Linked DNA regions of Homo sapiens: region 2 is linked to region 1. A link is a loop called in an ENCODE intact Hi-C map of the cell type or tissue named here. Cell type or tissue: A673. All regions are shown on one strand. Each heading gives the region's core, and the rest is flanking DNA. Links, peaks and the distances in the headings are about the cores only.

The links. Peaks named below come from ENCODE experiments on the same cell type or tissue, not always from the same donor. Only the 100,000 strongest peaks of a DNase experiment are listed, where the experiment ranks them.
Region 2: it touches region 1 in a loop (2.4-fold over the local background); 2 of 110 quality-filtered maps call a loop at or near these places.

The regions. Positions count from the first base shown.
Region 1 is chr11:114,071,412-114,079,736 of GRCh38, reverse strand. The region is part of intron 2 of ZBTB16 (zinc finger and BTB domain containing 16); the gene reads right to left. Among named protein-coding and RNA genes, the nearest start is that of ZBTB16, 16 kb to the right of the region's middle. In A673, for the core only: a CTCF peak has its summit at 3,650; DNase peaks (open chromatin) are centred at 2,656, 3,656, 5,496 and 6,196; H3K4me3 peaks cover 474 bases; H3K27ac peaks cover 1,672 bases.
Region 2 is chr11:113,991,429-113,999,707 of GRCh38, reverse strand. It overlaps LOC124902760 (a long non-coding RNA gene), which reads left to right. Exons shown (of 2, transcript XR_007062895.1): 2 at 3,638-3,747. Among named protein-coding and RNA genes, the nearest start is that of HTR3A, 20 kb to the right of the region's middle. In A673, for the core only: a CTCF peak has its summit at 5,166 (motif pointing left); DNase peaks (open chromatin) are centred at 6,777 and 7,377.

The sequences.
Region 1 (8,325 bases), core at 249-8,248:
TGCCTTCCGAGTCAGACACAGCAGCCGACAGTGCTTATCACTCACTATAGTCAACAGATTTGCTACTGCATTATTTTGACCATTTCCAATAGTCACATCTACCCTCCCAAAAGGCAAAGCAAAAGAATGCGGCACACACTTCAGAAAGAATTCCCAAACATTCCCAAACTCTGTGGGGCTGTGGCAGCATCACAGGATTAAGCAATCATTTATTAGAAATGTGGCTTCTTTAGAACAGCAGTAGCACTTTGCAAATGGAAACTTTTATATTCACAATGTACTAACATTATTCACCTATTATTTCACCAGCTGGCTGCTAGCACAGGGTTAGTACTATCATCAATTTAGCAGTGCCCAAAACAAAAGATTTCACTGGTTCCTTTCATAGTTTCTCCCCGGGCCATAACAGGGCTACAGCGCAATCATACATGTCTACCCAGTACACCTGCACTCTGCTATGCACTTTACACGTTTTTTATCCTCATTACCATGGACAAGGTGGTCATTTTCAAAAGAAAAGTAAACAGGGGCTCAGAGAAGCTAAGCCACTTGCCCAAGACATACAGATAGTAAATTCTGGAGCCTGAGTCTTCATCCAGGGTGCCTCCTTCTTCTTCTTCTTCTTTTTTTTTTTTTAATGAGACAAAGTCTTGGGCTGGAGTGCAACGGCAGGATCTGGGCTCACTGCAACCTCCGCCTCCTTCAAGCAATTTTCCTGCCTCAGCCTCTCCCGACTAGCTGGGATTACAGGCACCTGTAATCCCAAGCGATTTTCCTGCCTCAGCCTCCCCCGACTAGCTGGGATTACAGGCACCTGCCACCCAGCTAATTTTTGTATTTTTAGTAGAGACTGGGTTTCACCATGTTGGCCAGGCTGGTCTCAAACTCCTGACCTCAGGTGACCCACCTGTCTCAGCCTCCCACAGGGTGCCTCCTTCTAAAGCCAACCTTCTTCCCTTCATTCCATACTGTCCCTAGAAAATACCACGCCCGCCCCCTCCTAGAAAGTCTCCTTCTTGAGTGAGGAACCCCCTCCCCCTCAATTCCTGGGCTGTATTTCACTATCTTTAGCATCTCTTGGACTTTGAGCTAGCTGTTTCAACTTCCCAGTGAGTCTGTCCCAGTAGATGCCCCCTGCTCTAAATAGCACCCTCTGCGATCCGCAAACATTACAAGGACATCAAAACAAAGCTATCAGCTGGGTTCCTAGCTTTAGCAGCCAGTCTAAACTCTTTTGTTTGTTTCTCAGACAGCTTATTGACTAGGTGATGAGGTCAGAAGTTTTCTTTTCTCCTTGGCTCTTCAAGAAGCACCTGCAAAGTCAGGGAAGGTAGAAAAAGTCCACTCATTTAAGATTTCAGATGAACATCATTTTTCTGAGCATCAATTGCTTACCAGCCAACAACTTGTAGGGGTGGGAGACGACCAAGGGAGAAAAAGATGGGAACTTAAAAAGCAAAGATAACCTCCACCCTTTCCCATCTTGTATTAATGTGGGCATAGGCAACCCACTTGATGAAATGTTCTCAGAGACTCTGCATGTCCACATGAAGGAGGAGAAAAGTAGGTGAGGGCAGGAAGCTGATCAACCGTATGATAAATGCAGCTGTTGTATGTGACAAGCTACCTGTTTTCTTTCATCAGGCTCTTTCACACTTCTCCAGCCCACTAAAAGAGGGTCCTGGCTCCCCACCTGTCCCCTCCTTCATAACACACCACCCCTCACCCTGACCCCAACAGTTTATCTTTGCATATTGGAAAAACTGGCATTTATCAAGTAATCTACTCCTCATAGGTTGTTAAACAGACCACAGGGGTTATCAGTGGGGCTGATATAGGAAGATAAACAGCAACCTCTTATGCAAATAGCACTAAGAATGTGGGACTGGCCACAGGACAAAAGCAGAATTTAGGAGAACATGAATCTTAACACTTTTCTTCAGTTGCAACCCTGGAAACCCACAGGAACCTGGAGAAGGTTCTCTTGGGTGGGATTTCCCCTCCCTTTCTTGCAGGGAGGGGCAGGTGTGTCAGGAGGTGCAGCCTGCTTTGCAAGGCAAGGTGGCGGCTTCACGTCTGATGAGGCAACTCCTTTCTGTGGCCACAACCTTCTCCTCTGCGCAACAGCCGTTTCATTTTTTCTGAGATTTCGGACCCACTGGAACGTGCTTAGTTCAGGCTGAGGAGGAGTCGGACTAATTGAGAGAAAGAGAAGGTGTTCTCCCAGGTGAGAGTCGGGGGTCAGAGGGCAGTAGGAAAAAAAAATGCATAGAAAACAAGGAGTTCTGGGTTCCAAGATGCAACCCCCATGACCAGGAGATGCTCTTCAGATCTGCCTTTGCTGGGAAAGAGGCGGGAGGTGGCCTGGGGTCCAGGTGGCATCTTTTCAAACCCTTCTCATTATTTAAGGGCAAACTCACATCAAGAACCAAGAGGAGAGTGGCTCCAAGTGACAAAAGAATTACACTTAGAGGAACATAGCAAGCGGCTTCTCACACCAGGCTGCAGGCTGGGGAGGGGGAAAATGGGAGCAGAATGACAGAATCCAGGGCTGGCCAGAATGAAAGACTGAATGGAATAGGCTAATTTACACAGGAAGTAAGCACTTACCAGACCCTTCATCTCAACACACAAAACCCTCGGCCATATCTGGAAGCAATTACATCCAGTTAACATGATCTGCTTGCCACTAAAATTAACTGCAAACAGAAATATTTTTCACTTTTGCAACAGGGGATGCCAAGGTTTGGCCTATTCTCCCCCCCAGCCGTTGAATCTGGCTGCTGGGGAATATTTAGCAGCTACTCAGCTCAAAAAAACAAAAACTACTCTTGTAGCTGTCAGGACACAGAAAGTAAAATAGTGGATAATTATGAAGGGGGGAAAGGCGCGGGAGAGGTGGCAATGAAAACCATTGTGCTAGAAAGTGAGGAAAGGGGCCAGGCACATGGGCCCTATATAGGTCTGCATCCCTGACAAGTCCAGTCTGGTTTTCCACACTGAACTTCAAGGAAAGAAAAATGTTTTTAGAGTCACTCGATTTAGCAGCCGCTTCACATTGTTTTTAGGTACCATCTTTATCCCTTCTGCCAAGGGGGCGGGGGTGGGGGTGGGGGGAATGCAGGGAGGTAGACTCACAAATGTTAGCGGATCCTTAATTTAGCAGATCATTTAGGGGACAACTGTCACGATTTAACTTTTGCATTGAACATTTCCAATCCCTACTCTACAAACGCCTTCGAAGCAGCTTTCACCGGCTCTAAGCGGGGCAAGAGCTGCTTTTAATTTGAGACGTACACAGTTTTTCCACGTAAAGTGAAGAGAAGCCCACGAGGAGGTGAGAACTTGCCTCCGTGAGCGTGCGTGCCCAGAAATGAGCCAGTGGCCCTTTCTCCAAAACTCCAGATCCAGCCGCCCGACTCGCTGGCCACTCTAGTCCTTCGGCTTTGCAATCAGCCCCGCAATCAGATAAGAACTTATTTTTATTTTTCCTTGAACTGCTGTCAACGATGCCATAAATGCCAGAGACAGATGGACAGATTTCTTTTAAAGTTCCTGAGGAGGCGTCATCTCCAAACCCTTCCCCCAGCGGCCCCTCTTTTCTGGGCCAGATTCCGGCATGCTTTCCCCGAAAGTGCAGTTCACTCCTTTGTCACCAGGGGCCTTTAAAACGGCAGCGGCAGCAACAGCAGCAAAAGTAACGCATCCATTTGCCAGACAACTCACAAACATTTTTTCTCAAGAAGAGGCAGGCAGAAAAGTTCCCCTCAAGAATGAGGTCAGACACTGCTGTTCTCTGCAAAAATCACACTTAGAAACATTACTCATGGGAGAAACAAAAGAAAACGAACAACTTAAGTAGCCTTTCTTTAGGACTTTGGGCTATGATGGGGGGAAAACTTTTGGTCTTGATCTGTTAAAGAGCAAAAAAGCACTATGCCATTCTTTTTAATTTTTAAAAACTTAGGCCAGGCGCAGTGGCTCACACCTATAATCCCAGCACTTTAGGAGGCTGAGACAGGCAGATCACCTGAGGTCGGGAGTTCAAGACCAGCCTGGCCAACATGGCGAAACCCCATCTCTACTAAATATATATATATATATATACAAAAATTAGCCAGGTGTGGTGGTGCACCCCTGTGGTCCCAGGTACTTGGGAGGCTGAGGCACGAGAATCACTTGGACCCAGGAGGCGGAAGTTGCAGTGAGCTGAGATCGCGCCACTGCACTCAAGCCTGGGCAACAAAGTAGGACTCTGTCTCAAGAAAAAAAGAAAAAAAACCCTTAATTTTACAATGGAAAAAATACTGAAGTATACACATCCTTTCAAGTATACAACCTGAGGCCACACCACTGGCCGGACGCTGGGCCATGTATTCTCTATACATCACCTACTTAACAACACTGCTCTACCACCAGTATGAATCAGAAGTTATTAACTTCATCTCACAGATGAGGAAGTGAGTGGTGAGGAATCTTGCCACGGTCACACAGCCTCTAAGAGACAGAAGATTAATTCGAACCCAGGTTCAATTCCAGACACAATGCTCTCCAGCTTCTTACCACTTTGCAGCCAACAATCGCAGGAAATTTAGATGCTGCAAGAATGCAAGAAAAAGAAAAAAGAAAAGGAATCCTCCCATGAAATCCACCCACTCCCAGCAACAGCCCCTGCTAGCACGTGGGGGTCTCTCCTTCCCCTTGACCACCCCACACACACATGTACCTAGGCACATACGCTCACAACACGGCTCTGTCACTGCACAGCCGTCCAGGCATGGAAACGGTTAAGTCGCCCTCACTGCATAAATCAAAAGTTCAAGGCTGCAACATACCACAATGATTCCCTCTTTACATATGACAAGAACCAGAGAGGGGCTGAAATCCCAAGCATCCTGCACAGGGTCTCCCCGGCCCGCACAGGTTATGCCGCCAGGGTCAGGGCCGCGGACCTTTAGCGGCAACATTCATTTCCTGAACAGGACAAGTTCTCCTGACCATAAAGCTAATAGGAACTTCCTCGCACGGCGAGCTCCGGCTGACAGGGCTACTTGTCACTGGCCACGCAGGAGGAGAGCACTGGTTCCCATTAGTGGGTTATGATGCCAGGTGCTACTAATAAGGTACATCGGCAAGAAACAAGAGCCTGCTAAGTTGTCTCTCCAACTCTGGAAGTAATCAGGCCTGGGCTTCGGTGTTGGGGAGGGACGTTCCTTAAAGAGATGGGTTGGGGGAGCTGAGGGTTTTGCCATAGTAGACCCCAGCAGCACCTAACCTGCTGAACAGCTTAAATAAATTTCCAACAATCCCTCCACATTTCCCCCAGCTACCATAAAAAGCTCCCCCAAATTAACACTAATAATGGTTGCCCCAGCACTGTGGGCCCGATGGATCACGCTAAGGGCCATTATGGTCGGCCACATCTGCTTCTCACTATGGCAAGGAGAGCCGTGCCAACAGGCCTAATGGCATTAAGATCACAACGCTGAGCTAATCCACTTAGAGCACAACGCCGGGTGAGGGTGGCAGGGGGCTCAGCGGCTCCCTTGTCAGGCTGGGGTCATGAGAGAAGCAGGAAGTAGGGAGGTGGCCTCACACTCTGTGTGCTTTAGGTTACAAGTGATCTCATTAACATACTTTAAAAACCACATTGAGAGGTAGGGGCTAACCTCACTTCACAGAAGAGGATACTGCTGCTTCACAGAGGTGAAGTCATTTGCCCAAATTCACCATGGAGCACTAGTATTCAAACCCAAGTCCATCAGACGTCAGTCTTTCTGCCCCTGCAGTGCCACCCCATCTCCCACTAAGACGATGGTTTGGTGGCACATTTGACTTGTTCTCAGCAAGCCTGGTGGTGGTGGTTTATGTGCGTGTATATGTCTTTTCTTCTTATTTCTGGGGGAACCGAATGGCCCTAAAGAGGAAAGAACTCTAAAAACCACTTCAAATGGCCCAGAATGTCCCCCCTTCATCAAAATGTCTGTGACAGTCTTCTAACAACTTTCTCAGTAACACCCCAGTGTCTCAGGAAGTCCTTTCTCTTACCTAACTTGGACCCTTTCTACTGCAATGCTGAACACAATCTGTTCACACCGAAGAAAATCAGGTCCCGAGGACACAGTTGAAAGTGAGCTAGGAATTTAGAATTAAGGTTTTTCTAAGTATTTAGCGGAAGTTTCCATGCTGACAATAAAGTACCGGATCCCCTCCTTGCAGCTGCAGAGATAAGCCTCACGTAGGCAAAACCCAACCATAGTTTTTCCAGACTGCACCAGCATAATAAGGACACCGGGGCTTTTAAGGGGAAACAGTAGAAAGGGGAATTTCTGATTATGCTGGCATGAAATTAACAGCATGGGATTTTTATTTTTGTAAATGGGTTTCTTTTTTCTCTCTTTTTCTGTTTTTCAAGTCAGCATAAAAGGCCTCTATCACTAGAAGCTGATCTCTCTGTGTTGGTAAGAGATGACGTACTAGTCCTTGGATCCATGCGGCCTGGGCCCCTAAAGAGCTGAACCCTCTGCAGTAACCTTCCTCCTCGCAAGAAGCCACCAGAGGAACTGAGGAGGCCAGAGCTGGTGAAGCCATGAGCCCCCTGGTCACCCAGCTGCAGAGAGCATGGAGCCAGAAGACCTGAACATAAATCCTGGTACAACTCTTTTTTTTTTTTTTTTTTTTTTGAGACAGTCTCACTCCTTTGCCCAGGCTGGAGTGTAGTGAGTGGCATGATCTCGGCTCACTGCAAGCTCTGCCTCCCGGGTTCACGCCATTCTCCTGCCTCAGCCTCCCGAGTAGCTGGGACTACAGGCGCCCCCCACCACGCCCGGCTAATTTTTTGTATTTTTAGTAGAGACGGGGTTTCACTGTGTTAGCCAGGATGGTCTCGATCTCCTGACCTCGTGATCCGCCCGCCTCGGCCTCCCAAAGTGCTGGGATTACAGGCATGAGCCACTGCGCCCGGCCTGTACAACTCTTTACTAGAGAAAAGTCCACTAACCTCTTGGGCTTCTCTCCGCCCATCTGAGAATGTGAAACTGATACCCACCTTACAGGACAGCTAGAGGTCTTACAGAGATGCTGGCTGTGAGTGCACTTAGCACAGAATCTGACATGTAGCAAGCACTCAAAACAATGTCTGCTGAGTCCACATTTTAGAAGCATCCTGCACTGACAGGCAGGAAAGGGAAGGAGCTCTGGAACCCCCAACACCCACAAGCCCAGCCCCAGGACCCCCATCAGTAAGGTGGTATCTGTGCTCTTCATCTCTCTCATAAGCACAGTGATGTGCACGCCTGGCCACGTGCACAGGCAACAGGACACCGCATCAGTGAGCCTCCCCGGCATTTGGACCCGATGGCAGTGGAGCGCTGCCCGGCTAAATTTAAACGAGAACTGGAATGACTCACCAGGCCTCAGGTCAATGGGACAAAGAGTACCCTGGCCACCACAGTACAAGAGATCAGCTTCTGGGGAAGACGCAGAAGCAATGTCTCAGCCCCAAACATGAGGTGCCCGAGGCAGCAGTTTTACAGCACTGTACGGATTGACGCCTATGCGGAAGAACGGTCTCAGGGAGAAAGCAGGATCTGGACCAACATGAACACATTTTTCACCCTGCATGGCTAGCATGACCTACTTCACACAATGACAAGAAAAATACCCTAGCAAACACTTATGGAGCACTTACTTTGTGCCACCGTTCCTCACACAGGATAAATATTTTCTGATGAATCCTTATAACAACCCAATGAAGTAGGTACTACTATTATTTCTGTTTCACAAATGAGCAAACAGGCACACAGAAGTTAAGTAACACAACCACTGTCACAGTTAGTAAGTAGCAAAATCAGAAGTCTGACCTGGACAGTCAAAGTGCTCATTTCCTATCTGTAAAACGTGGGGGTGGGGAAGAGTTGTAGCAAATTTCTTACTACTTAAATAACTGCCAGAGAGTAAGAGCTTTCACCCCACACACCCAGCCAAAACAGAATAGAAAATCTTTAGTTATGGAAAATTCAGAAACCCTCCAATGGACAAACTGAGGCACACCTGTATTCATTTAGTAAGACTCTAAGTCATATATACTTGGGCTTTCAGCAGGGCTTGCTTTAAATTAATAAAAAAAATTAAAGTGATTGGAAAAGTTTCTCTCCTGAATTAGCAAGAAATCAAAGAGCTGTGAATAGAATTTGATTTTAACAGTTTAGGATAATCACTATTTTAAAGATTCATAATAGTTTTCCTAGAACGAGCAGGAGGAAAACGTGTTGCTAAACTATAGCTTTCTCCCTCCCAGCAATTAGCGGCTCCATCCAATAGTGA
Region 2 (8,279 bases), core at 280-8,279, 80 kb after region 1:
GTTGGGTCTTGTAGGTTGAGTAGGAACTTACCAGAATGACATTCTAGGCAGAGAAACTAGCATGTGTAAAGCCATGTGATGAGAGCTTCCTAAGTGGTACAACTCCAGGGGCCCATTCACATCAGAGTCTATGTAAATGGTGCACCCAGGCCTGTGCAGTACACAACCTCTGCAACCTGACACAGCAATGCTGTAAAGCTGGGGCCCCAGACACAAGCGGGAGATGGTGATGCTGATCCCACATCCCAGCATACATCATAGTAGACCTTTGGCGCAGGGCTTCTTACCCCGTTTGCCACCATCTCTCTGACATCGGGCCCCTTAGAGGGGCTGCTGCTTAGATATGGCCTGGCCCTAGAGGGATTTCTGTTTCACCCTCAAACTCTGGGAACCCCCAGGGAGCTTTCAGGAAGCTCTGAAGAGACCCAAATCTATTTCCCCCTTTAGCAAAAGCAATTGCGCATTCTCTTTACTCTGCAGGGAAGTATATGGGTTTCTCCTCTACAAATGGGATTATTATTGAAAAATAGACTTTCAAGGCAATGGCTTATCTGGGGATCCCTTGTCAACTCAGCTCCATAGAGCCAACTTTCCACCCCACGGAGCATGTCCCCTTTGCCAGCAGCGCCCCTCCACCCACCCCACGTACAAGGATGCCTTCTGGGTAAGGGTGGAGGGAGTGACCAGAACCCTGTCCTTCTGACGGTGGGGGGTGGTGGGGTGACGGGGAGGGAGAGGGGATTCCCTCAGAGCCCCTCCCCGCCTGCAGGCCAGGGCTCCTGACCCTCTCAGCGGCTGCTTCCTGCTCCAGAATCAGCCCATCCTTCTTCCTGGGGGAGGGGAGGGCAGAGGCAGGGCTAGATCTCCTCCTAGCTCTGTTGAGGACATGTGGCATTTGACCTGTGACCCCACAGGAAATTCTTCTGACCTGAGGCGAACCTCAGGAGAAAAGCCATGACCCCACAGTGGACAAAGGGCCTTGCTGAGACCTCTCCCCTCCTCCCCTAGCCGGAGTTCTCTTGACTCTAGGGGGCAGGTCAGAGAATCCCTGGGAATCAGAAGCTCACAGCCCAACCAGCTGGGTCTCTGGTCTCAGCTGGGGCTCTGGTCTCAGCTGAGGAAGAAGGGGAGAACCTGAGAGGTAGCGTCACCGTATGCCCTGCGTGCCTGGGGCAGCCCCACCTGAGGGCGTCGTCTATGTGCAATTGTCAATGCACTTCTTTTTCCAGGACAGAAACTCTCCGGTTTGGATGATAACTTTTATGGTCATCCTGACAGGAAATGGACTTCAAGAGAACCTGCGCTAGCACCCACTTCATTAATTCTACAAAGATTGAGCCTCTGTCCTATGCCCAGCATACCGTGCAGGACTCGATATGGCACTGGGTAAAATCCAGTCAAGTCCTTGCCACAGGGGATCATGGTTTTGGAAGACACAGCCCCAAACCCACTAGAGCACAATGTGGAACTTCCGGGGGAAAAGGATTCGTTTTCTTTTCTTTTCTTTATTTCAGACAGGGACTTGTTCTGTTGCCCAGGCTGGAGTGCAGTGGCACGATCACAGCTTACTGCAGCCTCGACCTGCTAGGCTCAATCCATCCTCCCGCCTCAGCCTCCTGAGGGACTGGGACTAGAGGGATGAGCCTAGCTACTTTTTTATTTTTTGTAGAGACGGGGTCTCACTATGTTGCCCAGGCTGGTCTCAAACTCCTGGACTCAAGCGATCCACCCACTTCAGCCTCCCAAAGTGCTGGGATTACAGGCGTGAGCCACCGATTCATTTTCTTCAGGGGTCTCAGAGAAGATTCACTCTCAGCTGCCTCCACTCTTTTCTCCCTACTCAAACCAGCAGTGATGGTGAGAGCTGAAGAGTAGCCCAGAGAAGGGTTTTAGATATGGTCTTCCTTCTGCATGGTCCATGTCCCTGTTCCCAGCCCCAGTCCATTCATTCATTGCCATGCTCACTAAATACAAAGCGTGAGCTGTGTGTCAAGGGATGTGTGAGTGGAAAAGAGGGTGTGAAATATTTGCCTCCAAGACTTACAGGCTGGGAGCCAGATAAATGCTAAACAAATCACCCAACAATAAACACATGGATTACAGTTGTTGGGAGAGTACAGACGTAGGAGAGGGCATTGAGAGAGCACATCGTGGCTGAGGACAAAGTAGGAGGAGAAATGCTCTGCTCACCTTCAGGGGACTTTTAGGAGTGAACACCTCATGGGAATTTTAAGCCCAAAGACAAGCCCATATGGATTTGAGTTTCATTAGTAAGAACCAGAAAAACGAGCCCTTGGGGGAAAAGGGCAGGGGGGGTGGAAGGGTTGACCAAGAAGAAAGGATGGAGTGCACAGAGCTGGAGCCTGAGCCCTTGATTAGGTGTCACGCAGATGGAAAGGCAGGATTTCCTGGACCTGAAGCTCAGAAGGTCTCTAGAGGTCATCCTGTCCATCTCCTGCCTCTACAGGAGAGGCTTGGAAGGGGTGGGTGTCTCTGTTAAAGGCTTCTGAGTGAATAATTCTACACCCATTCTGTGTTTAACACCTCTTGCTTCAAGAAGTCCTTACCACCATCTGGGCTGGGAGCAGTGGCTCACGCCTGAAATCCCAGCACTTTGGGAGGCTGAGGCAGGTCAGGAGTTTGAGACCAGCCAGGCCATCATAGTGAGACCCCATCTCTACCAAAAAAAAAAAAAAATTAGCTGTGAGTGGTGGCACAAACCTGTAGTCCCAGCTACTTGGGAGGCTGAGGCACAAGAATTGCCTGAATCCAGGAGGCAGAGGTTGGAGTGAGCAGAGATCATGCCCCTGCACTCCAGCCTGGGCGACAGAGCAAGACTCTGCTCAAAAAAAGTGCTTACCACCATCTAAACCCCTCATCTTCCCAGGAAGATGAGCAGATCCTGGGAGTAGGAGGAGGTAGGGAAAAGACAGAGGTCGTCTTTGGCCTGACCATCTGTCTCCTGCCAGTCTGGTGTCCTGGAATCATTACCTCCATGACTCTGCTTTTCTATTCTCTTCTTCTAAAGTTATAAAGGGGCTGGGCACAGTGGCTCACGCCTGTAATCCCAGCGCTTTGGGAGGCCGAGGTGGGCAGATCACTTGAGGCCAGGAGTTTGAGATTAGCCAGGCCAACATGGCAAAACCCTATCTCTACTAAAAATACAAAAATGAGCCAGGTGTGGACCTGGCTGGGGGAGGACCCTTGCCCTCCCCTAGCTCCTGCTCTGGGCAGCACCTCACTCTTGCCCCTCATTTCCTAGGACCATTGAGGAGCACCTCAGAGCCAGTGTGGGATGGGCTGGATTTGGGGCTTTAGAGACATGGGCAGAAGAGAAAAGCAGAGAGTCCTCCATAGCCTGTGTATACATGGGTTTTGGGTAAACCTTCATTGCCATCGCATGGTGCATGAGATTAAATAAATATAATCCCAGTTACTCAGGAGGATGAGACAGGAGAATTGCTTGAACCCAGAGGCAGAGGTTGCAGTGAGCCAAGACTGTGCCACTGCACCCCAGCGTGGGTGACAGAGCAAGACTCTGTCTAAAAAAACAAAGTTGTAAAGGAACTCAATATTCATCACCACAAAGTTGCCATTTTACACAAATGCCTGATAAAAAGTATTATTTCCTTTACAGTATTAATTCAACGGGTCTGTGATGAACCATACCTCAACTTTGTTGTGCAGGAAGCTTCTAGATTTATACATACGAACAATAATAAAACCATAGTTGAAATTTGTCAACCATTTACTTTGTGCCAGACCCTTTACCTGTATCAGCTCCTTTATTCTTCACAGCAATCCATAAGGCAGTGCTTTTATGATGTCACCTTTACAGGTGAGGAAACAGGGAAGTAAAGCAAAGTGCCTAAGGTCTCAGGATAGTAGACAGAATGATGGGCCCCCAAAGATGCCCACTTCCCAATCCCCAGAACATGTGATTATGTTAAGGTGCAAGATGAAAGGGACTTTGTAGTGTAATTAATTTAGGAATCTTGAGATGAGGAGATTATTTTAAATTATCTAGATGGGCCCTTTATAACCACAAAGGTTTTTATAAAGGAAAGATGGAGTTAGGAGAGTCAGAGAAGGAGATGTGACAAAGCAAAGCAGAGAAGCAGAGATGAGATACACACACACACACACACACACACACACACAGAGAGAGAGAGAGAGAGAGAGAGGAGTCAAAGGTACTGAGCTCCTGGCTTTGAAGCTGAAGAAAGGGACTGCGAACTGAGGAATACAGGTGCAGGTGTCTTGCATCTGGAATCCGGGAAAGGCAAGGAAACAGATTCTCTCCTAGATTTCCCAGAAGGAACACAGCCCTGTGGATCCATGTGTTGGACTTCTGACCACCAGAACTGTATGATAACAAATTTGTGTTTCACATTGGTGACTTGTTACGGCAGCAACAGGAAACTAGTCCACACAGCTAGCAGGAGCAACAGCACCTGCCATGGGATGGGTGAGGCAATCATGTCACGAAAACCCTACCTAGAACCAACTTCCTCTCTCCAGTCCTTGCCCTGGAGCCCTTTGATGAGTGAACATCTCCCAGGGTCGCGTCCTCCCCATCTAACCACGGACCTCGTCCTCCCCCAGCTCCTGCTCCGGGCAGCACCTCACTCTTGCCCCTCATTTCCTAGGACCATTGAGGAGCACCTCAAAGCCAGTGTGAGATGAGCTGGAGTTGGGGCTTTAGAGACATGGGCAGAAGAGAAAGGCAGAGAGTCTGTAGCCTCTGTATACGTGGGTTTGGGGTAAAATGGCCTTCTTTGCCATCAGGCATCAATATCTTCATTGCAACAGCAGAAAGGGAAATAGCTGGAGCAACTAACTACACGTGTAGCTGAAGGTGAGGTCCAGGTGTGAGCACATAAGTAGGAGGCTGAGTTGCTGGGGGATCTGCATGGGCACAGGTGTGTGATGGGGTGGGGACTGGGGGCTGGCCTCTGCCAGAGCATCAGAATAGAGTAAAAGCACTCCAAAGCACTCTGGAGCACAGTCCTTAATGATGGCCCAAAGGAAAGTATTGGCCTTGAAGGAAGGGGGCTTCAAAGGCCCCTGGAGAGGGATGAGGGTTTTATTTTGAGGCTGGGGGACGGAAGGGGGCAACAAAATAGTTCCTAAAGGCCCCTCCATAGAACTTCTGGACTTTGCTGCCACCTTGTGGAAACCACTTAGAAGGCAGGGTTGTGGCCGCCCCGGCCAAAGATTGACATCTCACTGGGGTCTTTAGGATGGATACTTCTTTCCATCTGAAGTGGGACGGGGGTTGGGAGGGGGGGGTTGGAGTTCTCCCAGGCTCATGGTGGTGAATTTCCAGGCTCCCCTAGTCCCAGCTGTCATACTCATGATGTGTCTGTCTGCCAAGAGTTTAGCTCTCTTTGCAGATACAGGGACACAGCAGGTGGTGTTGCATAGGAGGAGCACAGAAAAGTTTGCCAGTATCCCATAGGCTTTCCCAGAGCAGGAACTCAAAGGTGTGGTTTTAGGGAGGAACCGTGTGCAAAGAAGCTCTGAGTGTGCAGAGGCAAAGGAGGGAAGGTGGTAATGGGAGAAAAGAGTCAGGAAAGTGTTGGACACAGAGGTCTGGATTCAGCCTGATAGGGACAGGAGCTTCATCCCCCTCTGGGCTTATGCTGAGTGACCAGTTCATCTCACTCGCTCATTTGTAAAATGGGGACATGAAGGAGAAAGGCTTCTCCTCCACAGTGCCCTATGAGCAGTTCTCACCCATTCAGAATGAGATGTGAGCCATCCGAGAAGGGCCGATACGCCTCTAGCCGTCTCCCCACCACAGCCTCATGATTTCCTGGACTTTTGCTCCATATTGGGAGCACGGTCCCCACCACACCTATGAGCCATGTACTAATATGATTCCCATTTTACAGGTGAGAAGATTGAAGTACAGGGCAGCTAAGTGCTTGTCCAGGGTTTCAGAGCTAGCCTGTGTTGGGGCCAGATTTCAAGTTTTGAATCTCCCTGTTCACACGGCACTCTTTCACTGTCCTCAATAAGTATGTTTCAAAAAATGAATAGGAGTGGTCAGGCTTTGGGTGTGCCAGCTCTGGGAGCCCTCCCAACTGGACCTCTGATAGGAAATCAAGGCAGATCTTCTCTTCTTCCTGATCTGCCCCTTCCCAACCTCAACAGATAAAGGTCTCTTTTTAAAGTCTTCTAGGAAATGAGATTCCAATCCTTCCCTTTCCACTCCCGATCTAATTCATGTTAGTAATAGCATTATCAGAAAGTTCTTCCTACAGTCTAAACTCCATGCCTCCAGATAGTAGAAAGAGAATATAGATCAGGCTTCTGTTTCAGAGAGGGATATTCTTGGTCTCTAAAACCAGGGTTTAATTCTCTAACCATGACAGTCAGGGCTGGCCAATCACAGGCCTCAATGGGATAGCTTAAATTATAGAGGACCAAGTTAGAAAAAAGAAAAAAAAATACCCAACTTCCAGAGCTGATACTGCAGCTGATAATTAATTATCTGCTGTTTGTATGCACTGGTAGGGCTCCCCCAACCTCTCACTGATCAGGGTGCACAGTGTGGCCCGGGAAGAAGACCAGTGAGTTGGCGTCAGGTCAAGACTATTGTGTGGGAACCATCCAGAACCTTCTCGACTTCATCCTCCCCCCTCCACCCTTCCACTTCCCTCCAATCAAGGGAGGAGCTGCCCTCTTTCGCTCACCTCCCCTCCCCAAACATTTGGGAGGGAGGAGAGAGAGGGAGTGATTAGCACGGGGCATTGTCCCCAGATAATGGGCCCCAGCTGCTGCATGAAAGAAGAGACAAAGCGCCTGGCGGCTCCACATGCATTATCCCCTCATTAAATCTCTGTTATTAGATTAGATTCAAAATGTATTGATTCAGAAGCTGGGGGGAGGTGGGGGAGGGAAGAGGATCTGGCTGGTGAATGCTGAACTGCACCTCTCTGCAAGCTCTTCCTCCCCCTCCTTCACCCAACCAGGCAACTTTTCTGCCTCGTGTTCTCTGAAGGGAATCTCCCCTATGCCCATATCCTGGCCTCTGAGTGCAGCCAGTCTGCCTGAGCTATTCAGAAAACCACTGAGTGTCCACTCCTGGGAGGTGCCCTTGAGATCCTTGAGGCCAGGTTGCCAACGTCCAGAGGAAAGGCAGCCTCCTTTCCAGGATGGCAGGAGACAGACTCCATGGCTTTGAAGCAGTGCCAGTCACAAACTCACAGAAGGGTTCAGGCTGGGCACTTTCAGCACCTTTGATGGAATCTTTTTAGTAGAAATAACATCACTGAGAAACGGGGTAAATGGGAAAAGGAAATGAGAACTGAGTGTACTTGTTGGTGAATAGAGAAGGCTGCAGGAGAGAAGCGGAGATGGGCAAGAGACTTGGCAAGCTTCCCGGAAGCACTTATAAAGACATGAGTGTTTCTGGTCTCCTCTCTGCTAGGACAGAATGAGAGGCAACTGGCTAAAGTGTCAAGAGGAGGGGAGGAAGCAGCTTCCAGGAGGTATAACAGGTGGGAGGGAAATTCTGGATGTTCTCATACCCTCGATGGAGCAAAAGTCTCCTTGGGAGAAGACCAAGATTTGTACTGATGATCAGGAGTTAGTGCACTGCGGGGGTCTCTGGCCCTGGGCCTCAGTTTCTCATACCTGGGCAACACAGCCCACATGCCAGATCTATGAGCTGATTGGATGTAGCTACTGGAGCAGAAGATGTTACATGTGGTGGCTCATTCTCAAGGTGATTAATTGGCTGCCTCGATGCTGGGCTCTGTCACCCCATTGACTGTGGGTGAAGGGTGGGGAGAGAAAGATGGAGAATCAATAGGATGATTAGTGTCTTACTAGCTCTCTGGTTGGACACTTTGCCAGTAGCCACCCGTTTACTGACCAGTGATGCATTGACAGTGCCAGAATGTTCACCTTCCTATCCCTCTGGCCTGAGACATGAGAATCACCAAACAGCATGGCTAGTCCAAGCAAGTCCTAGTGGAATGGGGCAGCTTTTGGTTCTCAGACCAGGCTCCAACAGATGGGGGCCAGGGGACATCCCAAGAAAGAAGTGATGAACACTCCCCATCTTTAGCCCAATCTCTGCTCAGCAGGAGACAACGATTGTGAGGGCCAATCCCCAGCCTCACAATCTTTTGCTTTTTGCTGGGAGACCCTAATCTCTATCCATCAACAAAGCAAAAATAAATATAAAATTTCTAATGAATCCCTGATAACTAGAATCAAAAGCACATATGTCTGGAGTGGAAGTATCAGATGAAACTTCATTCCTA